Linked DNA regions of Mus musculus: region 2 is linked to region 1. A link is a loop called in an ENCODE intact Hi-C map of the cell type or tissue named here. Cell type or tissue: left cerebral cortex. All regions are shown on one strand. Each heading gives the region's core, and the rest is flanking DNA. Links, peaks and the distances in the headings are about the cores only.

Region 1 (4,723 bases), core at 408-4,407:
TATAATTGGAGACAAAATTCTCAACAGAAGAATCTGGAATGTCTGAGAAACACTTAAAGAAATGTTGAAACTCCTTACTCATCAGGAAAATGGAAATCAAAACAATGCTGAGATTCCTCCTAAACAATCAAAGTGGTTAAGATCAAAAACTCAAGTAAGAGCACCTGCTCCCAAGGGTGTGGAGAAAGGGACCCCTCCACTCCTGGTGGGATTGTAAAACTGAATAACCACTCTGACAGTCAATCTGGCCATCCTCAGAAAATTGGAAGTAGTTGTACACACAAGGTACTCTGTCCCTTGATTGAATAAGAAAATGTGCTCTGGGAGACTGCAAGAATTTCTTTTTTGTTTTTCTTTTCTTTTGTTTTTGTTTTTTGTTTTTTGTTTTTGTTTTTTCCAGACAGGGTTTCTCTGTATAGCCTTGGCTGTCCTGGAACTCACTCTGTAGACCAGGCTGTCCTCGAACTCAGAAATCCACCTGCCTCTGCCTCCCAAGTGCTGGGATTAAAGGCATGCGCCACCATGCTTGATAACTACAAATTTCCCATACTATGGCCCTGTGTGCCCCTATTGTGGAAGCAGAGAGCTGGGCAGGCCTGTGCTGTCTGAGTCATTTGATCTCTTCTGGTCCAGTAGGAGTGAGGCCACAGTTTTGAGGCCCAGCAGGATGACACTAGATTGTGATGAACTCTGGGTAGACATAGCCACTAGAAGCAACATTAGGAAGAACCTTGTGTCTTCCTTCTGGGATTCAACTCTGAAGTAGCACTAGGGAGCTGTGAGGTAGACCATAAGCTGAGTGTCGCAGCTCCTGTCCAGGAAGGTCACTTTCAGGACTAGGAAGAGTAGGTTGGCTAAACTATCAGAATCTGATCTGTTGGGACTGGATAGATTGTGAGCAGACTGTTTCTGTTCATACATGTATGTAGTAACCTGGACAGAGGCCCTTGGCCTGTGAGCCTTCCTGAGTTTGAATTTCCTGGGCGGGGGGGGGGGGGGGGGGGCGGAGAAGTTCTGCAGTCCTGGCAGTGGAAAGCTGTGGTTCTTACAAAATGACTATCCAGTGCACACACCAAGACACTGCTTTTTAGTTGTAGGGGAAAGACAATTTTAGAAAATGTATTTGTAGTTTCTAGAAATTCTTAACATGCCGGGGCCTAGCAAACACAGAAGTGGATGATCACAGTCAGCTATTGGATGGGTCACACGACCCCTAATGGAGGAGCTAGAGAAATTACCCAAGGAGCTATAGGGAACTGCAACCCTATAGGTGGAACAACAATATGAACTAACCAGTACCCGGGAGCTCTTGTCTTTAGCTGCATATGTATCAAAAGATGGCCTAGTCGGCCACCACTGCAAAGAGAGGCCCATTGGACTTGCAAACTTTATATGCCCCAGTACAGGGGAACGCCAGGTCCAAAAAGGGGGAGTGGGTGGGTAGGGGATTGGGGGGGTGGGTATGGGGGACCTTTGGGATAGTATTGAAAATGTAAATGAGGAAAATACCTAATTAAAAAAAAAAGAAATTCTTAACATTGCATTCCAAAGATAGTTTTGTGTGATAAATTTTACAAATAGTTTAGAAACTGATTGACAGGAGATAGGGTCATACTTGAAAGAAAGATCAGTAGTTGCTGTAGGGTAAAAAAATATACCAAATCAGGGTGGGGCAGTGGTGGCACAACTTTAATCCCAGCAGAGGCAGGTGGATTTCTGAGCTTGAGGCCAGCCTGGTCTACAGAGTGAGTTCTAGGACAGCCAGAGCTATACAAAGAAACCCTGTCTTGAAAAACCAAAATAAATAAAAAAAAAAAAAAAAAAAAAAAACAACAACAACAAAAAAAACCAAATTACAAACTAGGGTCTAGTTTGCATTATTATTGTGGGTGTTGAGAAGTCTTTTAATTACTAAATTTTGTTAATTAATCATTCCATTAGTTTACATCTCAAATGGTATCACCGTTCCTGGTTACACCTCTGCCACTACCACATTCCAACTCTCTTCTCTCTACTCCCTTTTGCCTCTATGAAGGTGCTCTCCCACCAACTCACCCATTCCTGCCATACCACACCATCAACCCCCTATGCTGGAGCATCAGACCTCCACAGGACAAAGTCCCTCCCCTCCCATTGATGGCAGAAAAGGCCCATTTTCTGCTACTTATATATCTGGAGCCTTGGTACACTCCTTGGCTGGTGGTCACGTCCCTGGGAGCTCTGAGTGGTCATCTCAGCCTATATTGTTCTTCCTATGGGGTTGCGATCCCACTCTGCTCTTCCAGTCCTTCCTCTGAGCTCCCCCACCAGGGTCCAGAGCTCAGTGTGATGCTTTGCTGGGAGCATCCACATCTGCTCTCATCAGGGACTAACAGAACCTCCCAGGAATAGCCACACCAGGTTACTGTCTGCAATTGCCTCTTGGCTACAGCAACAATGTCCACTGTCAGAGTTTGGTGTCTGCAGAGGGAATGGGTGCCCAGTTGGAGTGGTCCCAGGATAGCCCTGCATCAGTCTCTACTCCAATATTTGTCCCTGTCTTTCCTTTGGACAGAGACATTTCTGGGTTAAAAACTTTGAAATAGGTGGGTGGCTCCATCCATTGACTGGAGGCCATGTCATTCTACTGGAGGTGGTCTCTACAGGTTCTATCTCTCCTTTGCTTCTCATTTCAGCTAAAGTCAATCCTGTTGGGGCTAAAGTTATCCCCATTGTGTCCTGGGATCCTTTCACTTCCCTGACTTCTGGGACTCTCCAGTGGCTACCCCCAGTTCCTCATCCACTACTAGTACATCATTTTATTTGATTTCCTGATCCTCTGTAATTCTCTCCTGTCCTCTCCAATACCTGATCCTGTGCCCCCTTCCTTCCCCCTCATCTCTCCCTCTCAGGTTTCTACTCCTTCTACCTATTTCAACCATCCTGTTCTCTTTTCTACGTAGGACTGAAGCATCCACACTCTGGTTTTCTTTCCCCAAAGCACCATATGGTCTGTGGGTAAAAAATGGAGTACAGAGCTAAAGGAAGAATTCTCAACTGAGGAATGTAGAATGGCCAAGAAGCACCTAAAGAATTATTCAACATCCTTGGTCATCAGGGAAATGCAAAGCAAAACAACTCTGAGATTCCACCTCACACCAATCAGAAAGGGTAAGTTCAAAAACTCATGTGACAGTAGATACTGGCAAGGATGTGGAGAAAGAGGAACACTCCTCCATTTCTGGTGGGACTACAAGCTGGTACAACCACTTTGGAAATCAATATGGAAGTTCCTGAGAAAACTGGAAATACTTCTACATGAAGAGCAGCTTTACCACTCCTGAGCATATACCCAAAACGTGTTCCAACATATAACAAGGACACATGTCCCACCATGTTTATAATGACCAGAAGCTGCAAAGAACCCAGATGACCTTTAACAGGAGAATGGCTACAGGAAATGTGGTACATTTATACAATGGAGTACTACTCAACTATTAAAAACAATGACTTCATTATATTCACAGGCAAATGGATAGAAATAGAATCATGAGTGAGGTAACCCAAACACAAAAGAAAACACATGGTATACATTCACTGATAAGTGGATATTAGCTCAAAAGCTCAGAATATTCTATGAATTTGGCACACATAAAATCATAGGTAACATTGGTTAAGGTCACATTTTGCCTTGCAGAGCTTCTTTAGGTTTTTGGTGAAAGCTTTTCTAAAGTTAGGTACATTTGCATTCCAAAGGCTGTCCCTTCTGCTGGTTCCCCCATCCACTTCCTGCCATAGAGACCTTTCCCATTGCTTCTCCTGGCCCTAGGTATCCTCCCACTGTTGGCCATCAAGTCTTCCCCAGATTAGGTGCATCACATACCACAGTAAGGTTACAGGTTTAGGGACAGCCTTTTCTGCTGGGGGCATAACTGGCATTTGAGGGGTTACAGCTCAGGTGGGTGGGTCATAGTGTTGGATGATGATCACTGGTCTTGTAACTTTCTTCACTTGTACTGGATGCTATCAACTAATGTCTTCTAGAAACCTAACACTCTCTTGGCTTGATTCTTTTCTCCTTATCTTGCTGTGTGTTATTTTTACTTTATAAAACTCTGGGATTTATTCAATGCTGTATCTTTATGTTATAACTCTCTCTTCTATGCTTTATTTAGCTCCTAAAACTTGACTCCTTATTAACTCCTTATTACTCTTCTGTGCTAAAATCTAAATTCTTTCTTATTATTCTGTGGTTCATTAAGTGCTAGAGAAACAACTCTTACTGTTCTGTGCTAAAAACTTAACTCTTTTTTTTTTTATTTTTTTTATTTTTTGTTTTTTGTTTTTTGAGACAGGGTTTCTCTGTGTAGCCCTGGCTGTCCTGGAACTCACTCTGTAGACCAGGCTGATCTCGAACTCAGAAATCCACCTGCCTCTGCCTCCCGAGTGCTGGGATTAAAGGCGTGCGCCACCACGCCCGGCTTCTCTTTTTTTTTTTTTTTTTTTTAAGATTTATTTATTATTATATCTAAGTACACGGTAGCTGTCTTCAGAAGCACCAGAAGAGGGCATCAGATCTCATTATGGATGGTTGTGAGCCACCACGTGGTTGCTGGGATTTGAACTCAGGACTTTCAGAAGAGCAATCGATGCTCCTAACCACTGAGCCATCTCTCCAGCCAAAAACTTAACTTTATTACTTGTACATAAATAAGTGCTAATATCTGGCAATTTAAAAATGCTG
Region 2 (4,723 bases), core at 245-4,244, 840 kb after region 1:
GGGCTGTTGGGGTGGTAACTTTGTCAGGAACCAGGGGTCCAGGAGCATGAGGGAAGCCTTCCTTCCCATGTAGATGAAAATGATCACCACCATTTGCACCGGGGCTCCACCTCTCAACCAGCCTGTCTGTGCATAGGCCATTGTCCCACAGTGTATCTGTGTAGTGTATATGTGCCTGTGTGAGTGACTCCTTTCCTCTCTCTCTGGTTCAAAGAGGTAACAAACTCCCAGGCCAGCAAGAAGCATCTAGCAATAAATCCTTTCACTTAATACCCACAAACTAAACAGCATTTTTTCATCCCCAGATATTAGCACTTATTTATGCAAAAGTAATAAAGAGTTAAGTTTTGGCTGGAAAGATGGCTCAGTGGTTAGGAGCATCGACTGCTCTTCCGAAGGTCCTGAGTTCAAATCCCAGTAACCACGTGGTGGCTCACAACCATCCATAATGAGATCTGATGCCCTCTTCTGGTGCATCTGAAGACAGCTACAGTGTACTTAGATATAATAATAAATAAATCTTTAAAAAAAAAAAAAGAGTTAAGTTTTTAGCACAGAACAGTAAGAGTTGTTTCTCCAGCACTTAATGAACCACAGAATAATAAGAAAGAATTTAGATTTTAGCACAGAACAGTAATAAGGAGTTAATAAGGAGTCAAGTTTTAGGAGCTAAATAAAGCATAGAAGAGAGAGTTATAACATAAAGATACAGCATTGAATAAAGCCCAGAGTTTTATAAAGTAAAAATAACACACAGCAAGATAAGGAGAAAAGAATCAAGCCAAGAGAGTGTTAGGTTTCTAAAAGACATTAGTTGATAGCATCCAGTACAAGTGAAGAAAGTTACAAGACCAGTGATCATCATCCAACACTGTGACCCACCCACCTGAGCTGTAACCCCTCAAATGCCAGTTATGCCCCCAGCAGAAGAGGCTGTCCCTAAACCTGTAACCTTACTGTGGTATGTGATGCACCTAATCTGGGAAAGACTTGATGGCCAACAGTGGGAGGATACCTAGGGCAAGGAGAAGCAATGGGAAAGGTCTCTATGGCAGGAAGTGGGTAGTGGGGAACCAGCAGAAGGGACAGCCTTTGGAATGCAAATGAACCTAACTTTAGAAAAGCTTTCACCAAAAACCTAAAGAACCTCTGCAAGGCAAAATGTGACCTTAACCAATGTTACCTATGGCTTTATGTGTGCAAAATTCATAGAATATTCTGAGCTTTTGAGCTAATATCCACTTATCAGTGAGTGTATACCATGTGTGTTCTTTTGTGTTTGGGTTACCTCACTCATGATTCTATTTCTATCCATTTGCCCGTGAATTTAATGAAGTCATTGTTTTTAATAGTTGAGTAGTACTCCATTGTATAAATGTACCACATTTTCTGTAGCCATTCTCATGTTAAGGGTCATCTGGGTTCTTTGCAGCTTCTGGTCATTATAAACATGGTGGGACATGTGTCCTTGTTATATGTTGGAACACGTTTTGGGTATATGCTCAGGAGTGGTATAGCTGCTCTTCATGCAGAAGTATTTCCAGTTTTCTCAGGAACTTCCATATTGATTTCCAAAGTGGTTGTACCAGCTTGTAGTCCCACCAGAAATGGAGGAGTGTTCCTCTTTCTCCACATCCTTGCCAGTATCTACTGTCACCTGAGTTTTTGAACTTACCCATTCTGATTGGTGTGAGGTAGAATCTCAGAGTTGTTTTGCTTTGTATTTCCCTGATGACCAAGGATGCAGAATAATTCTTTACGTGCTTCTTGGCCATTCTACATTCCTCAGTTGAGAATTCTTCCTTTAGCTCTGTACTCATTTTTTACCCACAGACCATATGGTGCTTTGGGGAAAGAAAACCAGAGTGTGGATGATTCAGTCCTGCATAGAAAAGAGAACAGGATGGTTGAAATAGGTAGAAGGAGTAGAAACCTGAGAGGGAGAGATGGGGGGGAAGGAAGGGGGACATGATCAGGTATTGGAGAGGACAGGAGAGAATTACAGAGGATCAGGAAATCAAATAAAATTATGTACCAGTAGTGGATGAGGAACTGGGGGTAGCCACTGGAGAGTCCCAGAAGCCAGGGAAGTGAAAGGATCCCAGGACACAATGGGGATAACTTTAGCCCCAACAGGATTGACTTTAGCTGAAATGAGAAGCAAAGGGGAGATAGAACCTCTAGAGACCACCTCCAGTAGAATGACATGGCCTCCAGTCAATGGATGGATCCACCCACCTATTTCAAAGTTTTTAACCCAGAAATGTCTCTGTCCAAAGGAAAGACAGGGACAAATATTGGAGTAGAGACTGATGCAGGGCTATCCTGGGACCACTCCAACTGGGCACCCATTCCCTCTGCAGACACCAAACTCTGACAGTGGACATTGTTGCTGTAGCCAAGAGGCGATTGCAGACAGTAACCTGGTGTGGCTCTTCCTGGGAGGTTCTGCTAGTCCCTGATGAGAGCAGATGTGGATGCTCCCAGCAAAACATCACACTGAGCTCTGGACCCTGGTTGGGAGCTCAGGGGAAGGTCTGGAAGAGCAGAGTGGGATTGCAACCCCATAGGAAGAACAATGTAGGCTGAGATGACCACTCAGAGCTCCCAGGGACTTGACCACCAGCCAAGGAGTGTACCATGGCTCCAGATACATATGTAGCAGAAGATGGGCCTTGTCTGCCATCAATGGGAGGGGAGGGACTTTGTCCTGTGGAGGTTTGATGCTCCAGCATAGGGGGCTGATGGTGTGGTATGGCAGGAATGGGTGAGTTGGTGGGAGAGCACCTTCATAGAGGCAAAAGGGGGTAGAGAGAAGAGAGTTGGAATGTGGTAGTGGCAGAGGTGTAACCAGGAACGGTGATACCATTTGAGATGTAAACTAATGGAATGATTAATTAACAAAATTTAGTAATTAAAAGACTTCTCAACACCCACAATAATAATGCAAACTAGACCCTAGTTTGTAATTTGGTATATTTCTTTTTTTTTTTTTTTTTGGTTTTTTTATTTTATTATTTATTTATTTATTTTGGTTTTTCAAGACAGGGTTTCTTTGTATAGCTCTGGCTGTCCTAGAACTCACTCTGTAGACCAGGCTGGCCTCAAGCTCAGAAATCCACCTGCCTCTGCCTCGAAAGTGCTGGGATTAAAGGTGTGCCACCACTGCCCCACCCTGATTTGGTTTATTTTTTACCCTACAACAACTACTGATCTTTCTTTCAAGTATGACCCTATCTCCTCCTGTCAATCAGTTTCTAAACTATTTGTAAACTATATCAAACAAAACTATCTTTGGAATGCAATGTTAAGAATTTCTAGAAACTACAAATACATTTTCTAAAATTGTCTTTCCCCTACATCTAAAAAGCAGTGTCTTGGTGTATGCACTGGATAGTCATTTTGTAAGAACCACAGCTTTCCACTGCCAGGACTGCAGAAACTTTCTCCACACCCCGCAACCCCCATCCCCCAGGAAATTCAAACTCAGGAAGGTTCACAGGCCAAGGTCCTTGGTCAAGGTCACCACATACATGTATGAACAGAACCATAGTCTGCTCACAATCCATCCCAGTCCCAACAGATCAGATTCTGATAGTTTAGCCAACCTACTCTTTCTAGTCCTGAAAGTGACCTTCCTGGACAGGAGCTGAGACACTCAGCTTATGGTCTACCTCACAGCTTCCTAGTGCTACATCAGAGTTGAATTCCAGAAGTAAGACACAAGGTACTTCCTACTGTTGCTTCTAGTGACTACGTCTACCCAGAGTTCATCACAATCTAGTGTCATCCTGCTGGGCCTCAAAACTGTGGCCGCACTCCTACTGGACCAGAAGAGATCAAATGACTCAGACAGCACAGGCCTGCCCAGCTCTCTGCTTCCACAATAGGGCCACACAAGGCCTTAGTTCTGGAAATTTGTAGTTATCAAGCATGGTGGCGCACGCCTTTAATCCCAGCACTTGGGAGGCAGAGGCAGGTGGATTTCTGAGTTCGAGTACAGCCTGGTCTACAGAGTGAGTTCCAGGACAGCCAAGGCTATACAGAGAAACCCTGTCTGGAAAAAAAAAAAAAAAAAGAAAAACAAAAAAGAAATTCTTGCAGTCTCCCAGAGCACATTTTCTTATTCAATCAAGGGACAGAGTACCTTGTGTGTACAACGACTTCCAATTTTCTGAAGATGGCTGGATTGACTTTCAGAGTGGTTATAAAGTTTTATAATCCCACCAGGAGTGGAGGGGTCCCTTTCTCCACACCCTTGGGAGCAGGTGCTCTTACTTGAGTTTTTGACCTTAGCCACTTTGATTTTTTAGGAGGAATCTCAGCGTTGTTTTGATTTGCATTTTCCTGATGAGTAAGGAGTTTCAACATTTCTTTAAGTGTTTCTCAGACATTCCAGATTCTTCTGTTGAGAATTTTGTCTCCAATTAATTTTGGAGAATTTTCTGTGAGGTGCTGAGAAGCAGGCATATTCTTTCATCTGGATGTGAAATGTTCTTTAGGTACCTGTTTTTTGAAAAAAATTCTAAAAGAGCTAGAAAATTTGTAAAAGCTGTGTTATCTCTCCATGGATTTACCAACCAATGTCAGAAATTCTCACTGAAAAAAAAAAAAAATTCAAGAGCTTTTTAGGTTTTCCAGAGATGTCCAGACTGCTCAGCTCTTGCTGGAAAAAAAAAAAAAAAATTAAAAAAAAATCTAAAAAGTAAGGCTTACAGCTTTT

Evidence for each region. Peaks named below come from ENCODE experiments on the same cell type or tissue, not always from the same donor. Only the 100,000 strongest peaks of a DNase experiment are listed, where the experiment ranks them.
Region 2: it touches region 1 in a loop (20-fold over the local background); 7 of 42 quality-filtered maps call a loop at or near these places.

What each region holds. Positions count from the first base shown.
Region 1 is chr13:61,892,512-61,897,234 of GRCm38, forward strand. It overlaps the pseudogene Gm7240. Among named protein-coding and RNA genes, the nearest start is that of Gm3325, 120 kb to the right of the region's middle. In left cerebral cortex, for the core only: no CTCF peak of the experiment used is centred there; no DNase peak of the experiment used is centred there.
Region 2 is chr13:62,737,217-62,741,939 of GRCm38, forward strand. It overlaps Platr25. Among named protein-coding and RNA genes, the nearest start is that of Mir713, 21 kb to the right of the region's middle. In left cerebral cortex, for the core only: no CTCF peak of the experiment used is centred there; a DNase peak (open chromatin) is centred at 1,837.